Regions from separate parts of the Homo sapiens genome. Here region 2 is linked to region 1. Evidence: chromatin contacts called from ENCODE Hi-C or POLR2A ChIA-PET data. All regions are on one chromosome and are shown on one strand. The core of a region is the stretch at or near the end of the contact, and the rest is flanking DNA. Distances in the headings are between cores, read along the strand shown.

Region 1 (7,510 bases), core at 2,747-5,246:
AATCGCTTGAACCCAGGAGGCAGAGTTTCCAGTGAGCTGAGATCGTACTACTGCACTTCAGCCTGGGCAACAAGAGCAAAACTGTCTCAAAAAAAAAAAAGCCCTCTTTTTATTTTTATTTTATAAAAAAATTAATTTTTAGAGACAGAATTTCGCTCTGTCACCGGGCTGGAGTGCAGTGGTACTATCATAGCTCACTGCAGCTTTGAACTTTTGGACTCAAGTGATCTTCCCACCTCAGCCTCCCAAGAAGGCAGGACAATAGGTGTGCCCCACCATCCCTGGCTAATTTAAAAATTTTTTTTTTAGAGACGGTCTCACTATGTTGCAGGCTGGTAAATGCCCTCTTTTGTATCTTATTTTTCTCTTAAAGTCTTATTTATTGTAATTATTCTCTTTCATTTCTTTTGTTTTCATCTTCATTTCTGAAATTGTTGTTCTTTTATATTTAATTATTTGCTGACCTTTATAATCTTTTTATTTTTTAAGAGTCAAGGGCAATCCCAGCACTTTGGGAGGCCGAGGTGGATGGATCACCTGAGGTCAGGAGTTCTAGACCAGCCTGGCCAACATGGTGAAACCTTGTCTCTACTAAAAATACAAAAATTAGCCAGGCATAGTGGCAGGCGCCAGTAATCCCAGCTACTCAGTGGGGACCGAGGCAGGAGAATTGCTTGAACCTGGGAGGCGGAGGTTGCAGTGAGCCGAGATTGCGCCATCTCACTCCAGCCTGGGGGACAAGAGCGAGACTTCGTCTCAAAAAAAAAAAAAAAGAGTCAAGATCTCACTCTGTCACCTGGGCTGAAGTGCAGGGGCACGATCATAGTTCACTGTGGCCTCGAACTTTTGGGCTGAAGCTATCCTCCCACCTTGGCCTCCCAAAGCACTAGGATTAGAGACGGGAGCCCTGGCACCAGGGCTTATTATCATTTTTCCCAAATCTCCCTTCTTTTTTCCCCAATTACCTAACTTCTGAGTTTAATTTTGATTTATATAACTTCATAACGTCTACCATTTAAATAATTTTTCTAATTTTGCTTTGAAATATTAGGTTGTAGTTTTCATCTGCTTCATGAACATGTTCTGGCATGCTTGCTTTGTAGGAATTCTGTTCTGCTACTTATTCTCTTTTTTCTTATAATTTTACATGAGATTCAACCTCTTTCTTTTTTTCCTTTTTCTTTTTTTAAGTGACGGGGTCTTGCTATGCCCAGGCTGGAGTGCAGGTGTGCAATTATAGCACGCTGTAGCCTTGACCTTCCAGGCTCAAATGATCCTCCTGCTTCAGCCTCCCAATAGCTGGGGCAACAGGTATGTGCTACTGCATCCAGTCACATTTGATCCTTTTCTGATGCTACTTTATAAAGTAAAATGAGGCTGGGTAGTGGCACACACCTGTACTCCCAACACTTTGGGAGGCTGATGCAGAAGGATCACTTGAGGTCAGGAGTTTGAGACTAGCCCGGGCAACATTGCAAGACCCTGACTCTACTACAGAAAAAAAAATTATCCATATGTGGTAGTGCATGCTTGTAGTCCCAGCTACTCAGGAGGCTGAGGTGGAAGGTTCCCTTGAGCTTGGGAGTTTGAAGTTACAGGGAGCTATGATCATGCCACTGCACTCTGGCCTGGGTGACAGAGCAAGACTGTCTCTAAAAAACCCACAAAACTGGCTAGACATGGTGGCTCATGCCTGTAATCCCAACACTTTGTGAGACCCAGGCAGGTGAATGGCTTGAGCCGAGGAATTCAAGACCAGCCTAGGCAACATAGTGAGACCCTGTAGAAAAAATTAGCTGGGGGGAGTGGCACACACCTGTAGTCCCAGCCACTTGGGAAGTTGAGGTGGGAGGATCACTTAAGCCCCAGAAAGTCAAGTCTGCAGTGAGCCATGATCACTCCACTCCACTCCAGCCTGGGCAACAGAGCAAGACTCTGTCTCAAAAAGAAATCCCACAAAACTTTACGTTAAAAAATGTTTACAATCACCTGAGTCTTCAGTGAGTCATATGTTTTTATTGATGGAGGGTCTTGCCTTGATATTGATGGCTGCTGACTGATCAGGGTGGTGGTTGCTGAAGGCTGGGGAGGCTGTGGCAATTTCTTAAAATAAGATAACCGTAAAGTTTGCCATAGTAATTGACTCTTCAGCTCAGGAAAGATTTCTCTGTAGCATGTGATGCTATTTGATAGCATTTTACGCACAGTAGAATTTCTTTAAAAATTGGAGTCAATCCTCTCTAACCCTCCTGCTGCTTTATCAACAGAGTTTATGGAATATTCTGAATCCTTTGTTGTCATTTCAACAATGTTCACAGCATCTTCCCTGGGAGTAGATGCCACCTTAAGAAACCACTTAAGTTGATTTATCCATAGAAGCAGCTCCGCATCCGTCCAAGCTTCATGAGATTGCTGCAATTCAATCCTGTCTTCAGGCTCCGCTTCTAATTCTAGCTCTCTTGCTATTTCCACCAGATCTGCAAGTTTTTTTCCCTCCTGAAGTCTTGAACCCCCTCAGTCATCTATGAGGGTTGGGGTCCATTTCTTCCAAACTCCTCTTCATGTTGATATTTTCACCTCCTCCCATGAATCCTGAACAGCCTTAATGGCATCTAGAATGGTGACTCCTTTCCAGAAAATTTTCAATTTACTTTGCCCAGATCCATCAGAGGAATCACTATCTGTGGCAGCTATAGCCTTATGAAATGCATTACTTAAGGAGAAGAAGGCTTGAAAGTTGAAATTACTCCTTGATCCATGGGCCACAGAATGGATGTTGTGTTTGCAGGCATGGAAACAACATTCATCTCCTTGTACATCTCCATCAGAGCCCATGGGTGACTAGATGCATTGTCAGTAAGCAGTGATATTTTGAAAAAAAATATTTTTTCTGAGCAGTAGGTCTCAACAGTTGGCTGAAAATATTCAATGAACAGATAAGCTGTTGTGCAAGTTTTTTTTTTATAGAGCACAGGCAGAGTGAACCTAGCATAATTCTTTTTTTTTCCCCACTTCAATAATAATCTGATATAGTCTAGATTTAGTTTTTTTTTTTTTTTTTTTTTTTTTTTTTTGAGGCAGAGTCTCACTCTGTCGCCCAGGCTGGAGTGCAATGGTGCAATCTCGGCTCACTGTAACCTCCGCCTCCCAGGTTCAAGCAATTCTCCTGCCTTAGCCTCCCAAGTAGCTGGGATTACAGGCGCCCACCACCGCACCTGGCTAATTTTTGTATTTTTAGTAGAGATGGGGTTTCACCATGTTGGCCAGGCTGGTTTTGAACTCCTGACCTCAGGTGATCCAACCGCCTCAGCTTCTCAAAGTGCTGGGATTACAGGCGTGAGCCACCGCACCCAGCTGATTTAGCATAATTTTTAAGGGCTCTAGGACTTTTGGAATGGTCAATGAGCATTGGCTTTAACTTAAAGTCACCAGCTTCCCCTAACAACTTAAAGTCACCTGCTGCCCCTAACAAGAGAGTCAGCCTGTCGCTTGAAGCTTTGAAGCCAGGCACTGACTTCTCCTCTCTAGCTGTGAAAGTCCTAGATGGCCTCTTCTTCCCACGTAAGGCTGTGTCGTCTCCATTAAAACACCTGTTGTTTAGTGTAGCCACCTTCATCAATGACCTTAGCTGGATCTTCTGAATAACTTTCTGCAGGTTTTATGTTATGTATATGACATATTTCCTTAAACCCCATGAACCCACTTCTGCCAGCTTCCAACTTTTCTGCAGCTTCCTCGTCTCTCTCAGCCTTCATAGAATTGAAGATAGTTGGGGCCTTGCTCTGCATTAGGCTTTGGCTTAAGGGAATGTTATGGCTGGCTTGATCTTCTGTCTATACCACTCAGAAACTTTCTCCATATCAGCAAGACTGTTGTGCTTTCTTATCATTTGTGTGTTCACTGGAGCAGCTCTTTTGATTTCCTTCAAGAAATTTTCCTTTGCCTTCACAACTTGACTGTTTGGTGCAAGAAGCCTTTGTAACTGCTGTGGTTTTTCCCCACCCACCTGCACCTTAAGCTTGTGGGTTTAACCCGTCACCTAGTTTTGTTGTGGATATGATCTGTAGATCTGGGGTTTTTAAAATCCTACTTTTGTTTTCATTTGGGGTGTATTATTCTACTAGGTCTGCCATAACAGACTTACACAATGGCAACTTATTTTCTGGAGGCTGGAAGTCCAACATCAGGTGCCATTAGTTTGGTTCCTGGTGAGGCCTCTCTTCCAGCTTATAGACAGCCACCTTCTTGCTGTGTTCTCACATAGACTTTCCTCTGTGCAGGTGCAGAGAAAGGAAGATATCTGGTGTATGCTGTGTCTTCTTCTTATGAGGACACCAGTCCTATTGGATTAGGGCCCCACCCTTATGGCCTCAGTTAATTGTAATTTAGACCTTTAAATCTCCATAAAGGTCTATCTTGTTTCATTTGTGCTGCTGTAAGAAAAAAACAAGAACAAAAACACCCAAGACTATTTCCCTCCACTGGCAATGAGAAAAAGAAAAAGAAAAAAAAACAGCTAAGACTAGTTTTTTTTATTAATTTATTTTTATTTCAATAGGTTTTTGGGGAACAGGTGGTGTTTGGTTGCATGGATAAGTCCTTTTTTTTTTTTTTTTTTTTTGAGACAGAGTCTCGCTCTGTTGCCTGGCGGGAGTGCAGTGCAGCGATCTCCACTCACTGCAACCTCTGCCTCCTAGGTTCAAGCAATTCTCATGCCTCAGCCTCCTGAATAGCTGGGACTACAGGTGCATGCCACCACGCCCAACTAATTTTTGTATTTTTAGTAGAGATGGGGTTTCACCACGTTGGCCAGGATGGTCTCGATCTCTTGACCTCGTGATCCACCCCCCTCGGCCTCCCAAAGTGCTGGGATTACAGGTGTGAGCCTCTGTGCCCAGCCCCAGATAAGTTCTTTAGTGGTGATTTCTGAGATTTTGGTGCACCCATTACCCAAGCAGTGTACACTGTACCCAATGTGTAGCGTTTTTTGTTGTTGTTGTTTCTTCCTGAGACAGAGTCTCGCTCTGTCGCCCAGGCTGGAGTACAGGGGCACAATCTCAGCTCACTGCAAGCTCCACCTCCCAGGTTCAAGCCATTCTTCTGCCTCAGCCTCCCGAGTAGCTAGGATCACAGGCATGTGCCACCACGACCAGCTAATTTCTTTTGTATTTTTAGTAGAGATGGGGCTTCACCATGTTAGCCAGGATGGCCCAATGTGTAGTCTTTTATCTCTCACCCCACTTCCATCCTTCCCCACCACCCGCCAAGTTTTCAAAGTCCATTGTATCATTCTTATGCCTTTGCGTCCTCATAGCTTAGCTCCCACTTATGAGTGAGAATATATGATGTTTGGTTTTCCATACCTGAGTTACTTCAGTTAGAATAATAGTCTCCAACTCTATCCAGGTTTTTGCAAATGCCATTATTTCATTCTTTTTCATGGCTGAGTTATACGTGTGTGTATATATATATGTGTGTGTGTGTGTATATGTGTGTGTGTGTGTGTATATATATATATTTCAACATATATATACCACATTTTCTTTATCCACTTATTGATTGATGGGCATTTGGGCTGGTTTCATATTTTTGTTATTATTGTTGTTCGTGACCAAGCAGAAGTTTTGATTTTTATGTAGCTTGAATTGATCCATCTTTTTCGTTCTTTCTTTTCTTTTTTTTTTTTTTTTGTTTGTTTGTTTGTTTAGTAGAGATGAGGTCTTGCTATGTTGCCCAGGCTAGTCTCAAACCCCTGAGCTCAAGCAATCCCCTCACCAATGCCAAAGTGCTGGGATTACAGGCATGAGCCACTGCACATGGCCCTGGTGCCATATTTTTGTAATTTCAAATTGTGCTGCTATCATAATATACAATATAAACATGCATGTGCAAGCATCTTTTTCATATGACTTCTTTTCCTCTGGGTAGATACCCAGTAGTGGGATTCCTGGATCAAATGGTAGATCTACTTTTAGTTCTTTAAGGAATCTTCACACTGTTTTCCATAGTGGTTGTACTAGTTTACATTCCCACCAGCAGTGTAAAAGTGTTCCCTTTTCACCACATCCACACCGACATCAATTATTTTCTTATTTTAAAAATTATGGCTGTTCTTGCAGGAGTAAGGTGATATTGTCACATTGTGGTTTTGATTTGCATTTTCCTGATAATTAGTGATGTTGAGCATTTTTTCCTATGTTTGTTGGCCATTTGTATATCTTCTTTTGAGGATTATCTATACATGTCCTTAGCCCACTTTTTGATGGGAATATTTGTTTTTTTTTCTTGCTAATTTGTTTGAGTTCCTTATAGATTCTGGACACTAGTCCTTTGCCGGATGCATAGTTTGCAAAGATTTTCTCCCATTCTGTGGGTGAGACTAAGTAATTTATAAAGAATAGCAATTTTTTTTCTCACAGTTCTAAAGGTTGAGTAGTCCAAGATTGAGGCACCAGTAAATCTGGTGTCTGGTGTAGGCCCGGTGTATGCTTTCAAGATGGTGCCTCTTGCTGTGTCCTCACATGGTGGAGCAGATGGAAGGGCCAGGAAGCTTTCTGAAGCCTCTTTTATAAGGGTGTTAATCTTATTTATGAGGGTGGAGCCCTCTTGGCCTAATCACCTCCCAAAGGCCAGACCTCTTCATATCATTCCTTTGTTTTGGGTTTTTGTTTTTTTTTTTTTTTTGGTTTGTTTGTTTGTTTGAGACAGAGTCTTGCTCTGTGGCCCAGGCTGGAGTGCAATGGTGCCATCTCGGCTCTCTGCAAACTCCACCCCCCAGGTTCAAGCCATTCTCATGCCTCAGCCTCCTGAGTAGCTGAAACTACAGGAGCACCACCACGCCCAGCTAATTTTTGTATTTTTAGTAGAGACAGGATTTCACCATATTGGCCAGGCTGGTCTTGAACTCCTGACCTCAAACCATCCACCACCTTGGCCTCCCAAAGTGCTGGATTACAGATGTGAGCCACCGCGTCTGGCCCATATCATTATTTTGGGGGTTAAATTCCAACATAAATTTTGGAGACACACATATATTCAAAACCATAGCAGTAGGCCTTTTCTCCAAATATAGTCTCTCTGGGAGTTAAGGCTTCAACATATGAATTGGAGGTGGGGGGCACAATTGAGTCCATCACAGGGGGAATATGGAGAAAGGCAAAAACTACATTCTGCTATCTTTCATCTTCCCAGAATAAGATAGGCTCTGGAGACAGCCCACACAGGTCAGCTACCCAGGACGTGGAGCAAAGTGGAGCAATTACGGTGCTATGGTTGAATGTTTGTCCTCTCCAAAACTCATGTTTAAATTTAATCCCCAAAGTGACAGTACTGAGAGGCCTTTAAGAGGTGATTGGGTCATGAGGTCTCCGCCCATTAATGGATTAATGGATGAATGGACTAATGAGTTATCATGGATGTGGGATGGTGGCTTTATAAGAAGAAAAGAGATCTGAGCCAGCACACTCAGCCTCTTTGCTGTGTGATGCCCTGCACCACCTCAAGACTGAAG
Region 2 (7,562 bases), core at 654-3,153, 330 kb after region 1:
CCGAGATCCAGCCACTGCACTTCAACCTCAGCATCAAGAGCGAAACTCCGTCTAAAAAAAAAAAAAAAAAAAAAAAAAGATTTGAAATATATGACCTCTGAAAGAGTTTACAATCTGATGGAGCATCAGACCCAGGATAGGATCCTTTCAATATTAGCTACTGGGCTGGGCACGGTGGCTCACGCCTGTAATCCCAGCACTTTGGGAAGCCAAGGTGGGCAAATGACCTGAGGTCAGGAGTTCGAAACCAGCCTGGCCAACATGGTGAAACCCCATCTCTACTAAAAATACAAAAATTAGCTGGGCATGGTGGCGGGTGCCTGTAATCCCAGCTACTCAGGAGGTTGAGGACCAAGAATCACTTGAACCCAGGAGGCGGATGCTGCAGTAAGTCAAGATTGCACCACTGCACTCCAGCCTAGGCGACAAAGTTTGATTCCATCTAAAAAAAAGCTATTGAAGGAGAAGGGAGCAACTCATACTCATGCACAGCTGTGTGATTGAGCACAGGCTTCCAAGGCACCAGGCCTGGCCTGGACTCGCTACCCTGAATTCTCCAGCAGGGGAACAAGAGGGTTCCCAAACCTGTTCAAGGAGGGCTTCTCAAAGGACCTGGAGCTTAACACAAGCTGGGAGTGTGAGCTGTAGCTATAAGGTGGGAAGTGCATTGAAGAAGAGTAATTGGTGTGAAGGTAGGAGCAAGCTGGAAGGGAAGCCACTTGGGACCCCACAGAAATGGCATCTCACCGGGCACAGGGAATCTGGAAAAGGTAAATTATGGCTGGGCACGGTGGCTCATGCCTGCAATCCCAGCACTTTGGCAGACTGAGGCAGACAGATCACTTGAGGCCAGGAGTTTGAGACCAGCCTGGCCAACATGGTGAAACCCATCTCTACTAAAAATACAAAAATTAGCCAGGTGGGTGGCACACACCTGTAATCCCAGCTACTTTGGAGGCTGGGACAGGAGAATCACTTGAACCCAGGAGGTAGAGGTTGCAGTGAGCTGAGATCACACTACTGCACTCCAGCTTGGGGGACAGAGCAAGACCCTGCCTCAAAAAAATAAATTAATTTTTTTTTTTTTTTTAAAAGAGCATGTTAAGGAGTACAGGCATCCGTTTTTCTCAGGGCCAAAGATTTCCTATCCCAGTGGGAGCACCAGATGAGAGAAGAGAAAAATCTGCTGTGACCTCTGCCAGTCTCACTTCCAGGTCTATGTGTCTGTCTTTAGCATGATTAAAATACTGTAAATTATATGCTTATCCTTTGTTGATGTTCTCTTTATGATCCACCTTATGTGGCTGTATATATTTTGCATATCTACATACATATTACTATGCAAAGTTGTATACACAAAGCCATGCATACTGTACTTTATGGAAAATTTAAGAGCGTTTCAGATATAATTAGAACCATATGTGTTTTTCCCCTTCTGGGCTGTGGGTGGGAAATGAATCTAGAGCCTGCCCCCGAGGCTTGCGAGGCTGAACTAAGCAGCCAGACTGGCTCTAAAGGCAATGGGGAGCTATTAAAAGGTTTGGAGAGGGAGGTCCTAGTGAGGCTGAACAGAGGTAAAATAAACAGAAAGTTCCAGGCTCTCCTTGCTTCTACTTAAGAAAAATCAGAGCAGTAAATCCCAAACCAGTTCTGCCCACAACTCAAATGCAGATGAGCATCCCTTGCTCCATCTATGCAGGAAAGCCATAGTGTGGGGCTGTAGGACTATGGAGTCAGCCTCTGCAAGCAACAAGGCTCAGAGGCTGAGGGGCTTCAGGCCCCAGCAAAACCCAGTGATCCTGTTGTCAAATCTGAATGTCATCATCTGCCTCCAGGGCGACCAGCTCTGGATGGGGGTGTCAGGGTCAGGATCCTGTTCCATGTGGCAAGAGCTTGGGGAAGCTGCTGCAGGCCTACTGATGACCTTCTTTCCTGGCCCAGACACTCTTAAAAACTTCCTGGCGAGGGAGGCAACACACCTTATTGTGCAGCCCTCATCGAACGCATCAGCTGCACTAAGTGCTGAAGAAAAGTTCCCATAATAACCATGTGTGATAATAAAAAGATAAAGAGGCAAATAGGTATGTAGGTCAGCTCAAAAATAGCCACCCACCCGCCTGGCCTGGGTAGCCCTTTGTGCCAAGTGGGTAGAAAGGTTTTCCTTGCTTCCCTTCCCAAGCTGATGCCCCCTGCACTTTTCAAGGTTGCCTTAAATACAACTCCTTCCTGCACTAGCTGGGGTAGCCAGGGCAGTAGGGACTGCAGCCCTACAGGGGCAGCCCTGCGCTCCCTCCACCAAATCAATCCTGGGGTCAGAGGGCACAAAGGCTTGGCCTCTCTGACGTGAGTTCTCGGGGCTAAGTCAGGGTTTAGGGTAGTGAGTCACAGACATTCTTTCCCCCATCCCTTAGGGTTTGCGCACACCCAGGAAGCCTTCCCCTCCCCAACAGAGACCGCTTTGTTAGCACGACCCACCCGGTTGGAGAAGAGTTACAGCCTCAGGGGTGTGAGGGCCTCCTCGGCCTCTCCCTCCCTCCCCCTCTCTCCTCTCTAGGGCTCTCACCAGAAAGGCGCCAACCCTGCGCCCTGCCCCCACCCAGCCGCCGGGGCCCCAAATGCTGAGCTCAGCATCTCTGTGGCCTGGCTGCCCTCCTCCCGGGCAGTGGGAGGAGCCTCCTTCCTCCCGAGGGTGGGCGGGGCCAGGGCCAGCCCCGCCCTCCTCCCCGTTCCCCCTCTCCCTCCATCCCCCTCCCGTTCCTCAGTCGCACGTTCTCCAAGTCACGTCCCCCGCTTCCCCTAGTAGGGGGTCGACGGAGATTGGACCCTTCCCCCAGTCAGCTGCTCTGCATCTGTCACCTCGGCGGCAGCGCTCCCTTGAGGTCGCACCTCCGCTGTGGAGGGAGGCGAGAGCGAGCTGAGTGGGGGGTCTTCCCTTCCCCCATCCCGCTGGCCCCAGACAAGCCACCGCAGACCGCGGCGAAATCAGTTAAGCTCTTGCGTGCACCAGTTCCCGGAGCAGAGTCTGAAAGTTTTTGTGTTTCTGTGCGGCTACTTTTAAGTATAAAAAATTCAGCAGTGGCTCCTGGGTGCCTATGTCAGCGTCTGGCCCTTTGTGGATTACGTACGGGACAACTGGGGTGGGGAAGGGCCCCTCTTCACAGGCAGCAATTCCCAGAGTGGCCTTCCTATGGGACCCCAGAGCTCCCAGGGGGAGGATCCCAGAGGGGGATATGGTAACAGAATCACTGTCACTTCTGGGATTGAGGGTGGCAGCTAAAGGGAAACCCCTCGAGTGTCAGTCGGACTTGCCATTTGAGTCAGCACTGCTAGGTGCTGCTGAATTCTGCAGGGGGAGGAAGAACCTGATCAGATAAAACAAGGGCTGACCTAGAGAAAGTCTCTTGGGTCAACATATTCTTAGCGATAACAGAAGATCACTCCAACTGTTCTACACCCCACCCTACAACATTGACCCCCCGCTTTCCAGCATTTACAGTCCCTTTTAGTTTACAACTAAGAGTATGGGTTGCCTGGGATCAGGAAATGAGCCTAGATGTAGAGTCCTGGCTCCAGCCTTGCTGACACTATGTGACTCACTGCACCTATCTGAATCTCAGTTTTCTCACCTGTGCAGTGACATTGATGAGGTCTGTCCTGCCTACAAACTCTACACACATATATTAGTTGTTGTTTTTTAATTTTTAGTAGAGATGGGGTTCTCACAACTTGCCCCAGGCTGGTTTGAACTCCTGGATTCAAGCAATCCTCCCATCTCCACCTCCCAAATGCTGGGATTACAGGTGTGAGCCAGTGTACCAGGCCAGTATTATGCTGGGATTACAGGTGTGAGCCACCATACCAGGCCTTTATTTTTGTTTTGTTGGTTTGTTTCGTTTTTGTTTGAGATAGCGTCTCACTCTATCACCCAGGCTGGAGTGCAGTGGAACGATCTTGGCTCACCGCAACCTCCGCTTCCCGGGTTCAAGTGATTCTCCTGCCTCAGCCTCCCAGGTAGCTGGGATTACAGGTGCATGCCACCAAACCTGGGTAAATTTTGTATTTTTAGTAGAGACAGGGTTTCACTATGTTGGCCATGCTGGTCTCAAACTCCTGGCCTCAAGTGATCCACTCGCCTCAGCTTCCCAAATCATGTGCTGGAATTACAGGTGTGAGCCACTGCCCAGCCTAAGTCTTTTTTTTTTTTTTTTTTTTTTTTGAGACAGAGTCTTGCTTTTTGACCCAGGCTGGAGTGCAGTGGCACAATCTCAGCTCACTGTAACCTCAGCCCCCTGGGCTCAAGTGATTTTCCCACCTCAGCCTCCCAAGAAGCTGGGAATACAGATACACTCTACCATGTCCAGCTAACTTTTTGTCTCTTTAGTAGAGATGGGATTTCACCATGTTGGCCAGGCTGGTCTTGACCTCCTTGACTCAAGTGATCTGCCCACCTTGGCCTCCCAAAGTGCTGAGATTACAGGCATGAGCCACCATGCCCAGCCTCCAGTTGTTATTTTTATTAACAAAGTTATGAAAATCCTTTAGAACATGTGGAAAAAGACAAAAAGTTATAAGGCTGGGTGCAGTGCCTCACACCTGTAATCCCAGCACTTTGGGAGGCCGAGGTGAGCAGATCGCCTGAGGTCAGGAGTTCAAGACCAGCCTGGCCAACATGGTGAAACCCTGTCTTTACTAAAAATACAAATATTAGCCAGGCATGGTGGCGGGCACCTGTAATCCCAGCTACTTAGGAGGCGGAGGCAGGAGAATCGCTTAAATCCAGGAGACAGGTTGCAGTGAGCCACGATCGTGTCCAGCCTGGGCAACACAAGACTCCATCTCAAAATTAAAAAAAAAAAAAGTTATGAAAGCCCTAAAAAATATGGAAGTGTGTTTTTTTGTTTGTTTTGGTTTTTTTGAGACGGAATTTCACACTGTTGCCCAGGCTGGAGTCTAGTGGCGCGATCTAGGCTCACTGCAACCTCTACCTCCCGGGTTCAAGCGATTCTCCTGCCTCAGCCTCCCGAGTAGCTGGGATTACCGGCGCCCGCCAGCACGCACGGCTAACTTTTTCTATTTTTAGTAGAGATGGGGTTTTACTATTTTGGCCAGGCTGGTCTCAAACTCCTGACCTCATGATCCGCCTGCCTTGGCCTCCCAAAGTGCTGGGATTACAGGCGTGAGCCACCGTGCCAGGCCTGTGCAAGTGTTTTTAGAATCCTGAAGCGCTCCATAAGGGTCAATGATCTTTGTGAGGAGGCTGGTGCGGTGGTTCACGCCTGTAATCCCAGCACTTTGGGAGGCTGAAGGGGGCAGATCACCTGAGGTCAAGAGTTTGAGACCAGCCTGGCCAACGTAGTGAAACCCTGTCTCTGTTGAAAATACAAAAATAAACCGGGCGTGGTAGTGCATTCCTGTAATCTCAGCTACTCGGGAGGCTGAGGCAGGTGAATCCCTTGAAGCCGGGAGGCAGAGGTTGCAGTAAGCTGAGATTGCACCACTTGTACTCCAGCCTGGGTGACAGAGTGAGACTCCACCTCAAAAAAAAAAAAAGATCTTTGTGAAGAGATGGCAAATTGCCAGGTGGGCTGGCAGCTTCCATTTCCTGCCAGCCCAGGTGTTCCAGAGAAAGGCTCAGCATGCAGACCTGGGCAGCTGCCTTTTGCCTAGACTTGAGTTTCCCAAGCCTTTGACTATTAAGGCCACTGGAGATAAAATGCACTTCTGAGTGAGGTTAGAGGCATCGCAGAAGGGTGATGAAGGAGACCAAAGCCAGGGAGAAGAAAGTTCCAGAGGATTGAGTGGGGCCTAACTGCCAGGAGAGAGGGAGATCCTGGAACCTCCTAAGGCTCCCTGCCCTGTCAGTTCCTTGTCCATAAAGTGGGGGAGGTTGGGGGCTGGAAGGAGTACTCTCTTAGGACCTGCTTATCTTAACATTAAAAGATTTTAGCCGGGCATGGTAGCTCATGCCTGTAATCCCAGCACTTTGGGAGGCTGAGGCGGGCAGATCACCTGAGGTTGGGAGTTTGAGACCAGGCTGACCAACATGGAGAAACCCCATCTCTACTAAAAATACAAAAAAGTTAGCCAGGTGTGGTGGCACATGCCTGTAATCCCAGCTACTCAGGAGGCTGAGGCAGGAGAATCGCTTGAACCTGGGAGGCGGAGGTTGCGGTGAGCCAAGATTGCGCCATTGCACTCCAGCCTGGGCGACAAGAGCGAAACTCCATCTCAAAAGAAAAGAAAAAAAGAAAGATTTTAAGGTTCATTCTACTGACAGAAGAATCCTGACAGTGAGAAGGCTGACCCTTCTCTCTGCTGATCTAGCTCTACTCACCCCAGCCCTTTGGGAAACGCAGAGGCTAGACAGGTCCTCCTGGTCTCCTTTCTTCTCTAGAAGGAAAAACAACAACAATAGAGTGAGCTCATTTTGCTGTCCAGACAAATGATGAGCCTGGGTTTGGGCTTTCCCAACTGTGGCAGGTCCTGATCATCTCTGTCATCCCCTGTCATATACTCCCTAGGCTGGTGGAAAAACCCCCATCCCTGCTTCCCCCTTTGTTATATGGATATCAACAATATTTCCATATTGTAAACCAATTGGAAGCCCTCAAAAGGCAAAAGCACTGAAATGGCTGAAATGCCTATTTCTACCTTCTCTGGCAGGCCTCCTGCAGAGAGTCCTATGGGCTAGGACTGGGGTTTGGGGGAAAGCAGCTCCATGGAATGTATTATATCTTTCTCCTTTGCTATGATCCTTGTAGAGGTTGAAGAGGTCTTTGAGATTCTCTAGTTCCGTGTTTTCAAAACTGAGGTATGAAGGCCGGGCTTGGTTACTCACGCTTGTAATCCCAGCACTTTGGGAGGCCGAGGCAGGCAGATTACTTGAGGCTAGGAGATAGAGACCAGCCTGGCCAACATGGCAAAACCCCGTCTCTACTAAAAATAAAAAAATTAGCCAGGCGTGGTGGCGCATGCCTGTAATCCCAGCTACCCGTGAGGCTGCGGCAGGAGAATCTCTTGAACCTGGGAGGCAGAGGTTGCAGTGAGCTGAGATATCGGCACTGCACTCCAGCCAGGAGGACAGAGCGAGACTCTGTCTCAAAAAAGAAAAAAAAAGTTTTTTTCTTTTTTTGGAGGGAGAAATTAAGTAATTTAACTAGTAAGTAATCTAAACATTTGCTACTGAAATTAACACAGATAAAATATATAATAAAATGCAAAATTGTGTTATTTGTAATAAAAATTCTGGGCTTCAAAGACATGGTATGCTTCCTGGGGGCTGCTTCTGGGCCACAGCCCAGACTCCGATCCATCCTTAGTGGCCAAACAGCCTGCAACTAAGGTCTGCTGACTCCTATCCTCTCACTCCACAGGGCCTGAGCTAGCCGAGGTTTAAGAGACTCACTAGAGAGAGGGGGTTGCCTAGCCCTCCCTGCACTTCATTGCTTTCTCTCCTCATAAGGATTCAGAACCTAGGATTGGAGAGGGATCTTAGTAATGGCTGGCAGAAACCTGGCCTCTAAGTGGATGGGATTCCTTACTGACAGTCAGTGGGACAGGTG

What was found. A loop is a pair of places that touch in the nucleus more often than their neighbours do. ChIA-PET counts read pairs that join two places held with the same protein, here RNA polymerase II (POLR2A). Pooled maps may share reads with other maps.
Region 2: a pooled map shows a loop between it and region 1 (2.7-fold over the local background). The contact joins two enhancer-like sites. A Hi-C loop is called at or near these places in 4 of 50 pooled maps. POLR2A ChIA-PET finds 5 or more read pairs at or near these places in 2 of 52 experiments (Panc1 and activated CD4-positive, alpha-beta T cell).

The regions. Positions count from the first base shown.
Region 1 is chr10:71,929,820-71,937,329 of GRCh38, forward strand. No RefSeq gene overlaps it. Among named protein-coding and RNA genes, the nearest start is that of CHST3, 31 kb to the right of the region's middle. Within about 2 kb of position 3,997, at least 2 of the 41 ENCODE cell types and tissues checked have a DNase peak (open chromatin) inside an H3K27ac peak, as active enhancers do.
Region 2 is chr10:72,258,253-72,265,814 of GRCh38, forward strand. No RefSeq gene overlaps it. Among named protein-coding and RNA genes, the nearest start is that of DDIT4-AS1, 12 kb to the right of the region's middle. RefSeq lists enhancers at 1,581-1,800, 1,831-1,900, 2,013-2,656, 2,951-3,090, 3,111-3,220 and a silencer at 2,571-2,780. Within about 2 kb of position 1,904, at least 38 of the 41 ENCODE cell types and tissues checked have a DNase peak (open chromatin) inside an H3K27ac peak, as active enhancers do.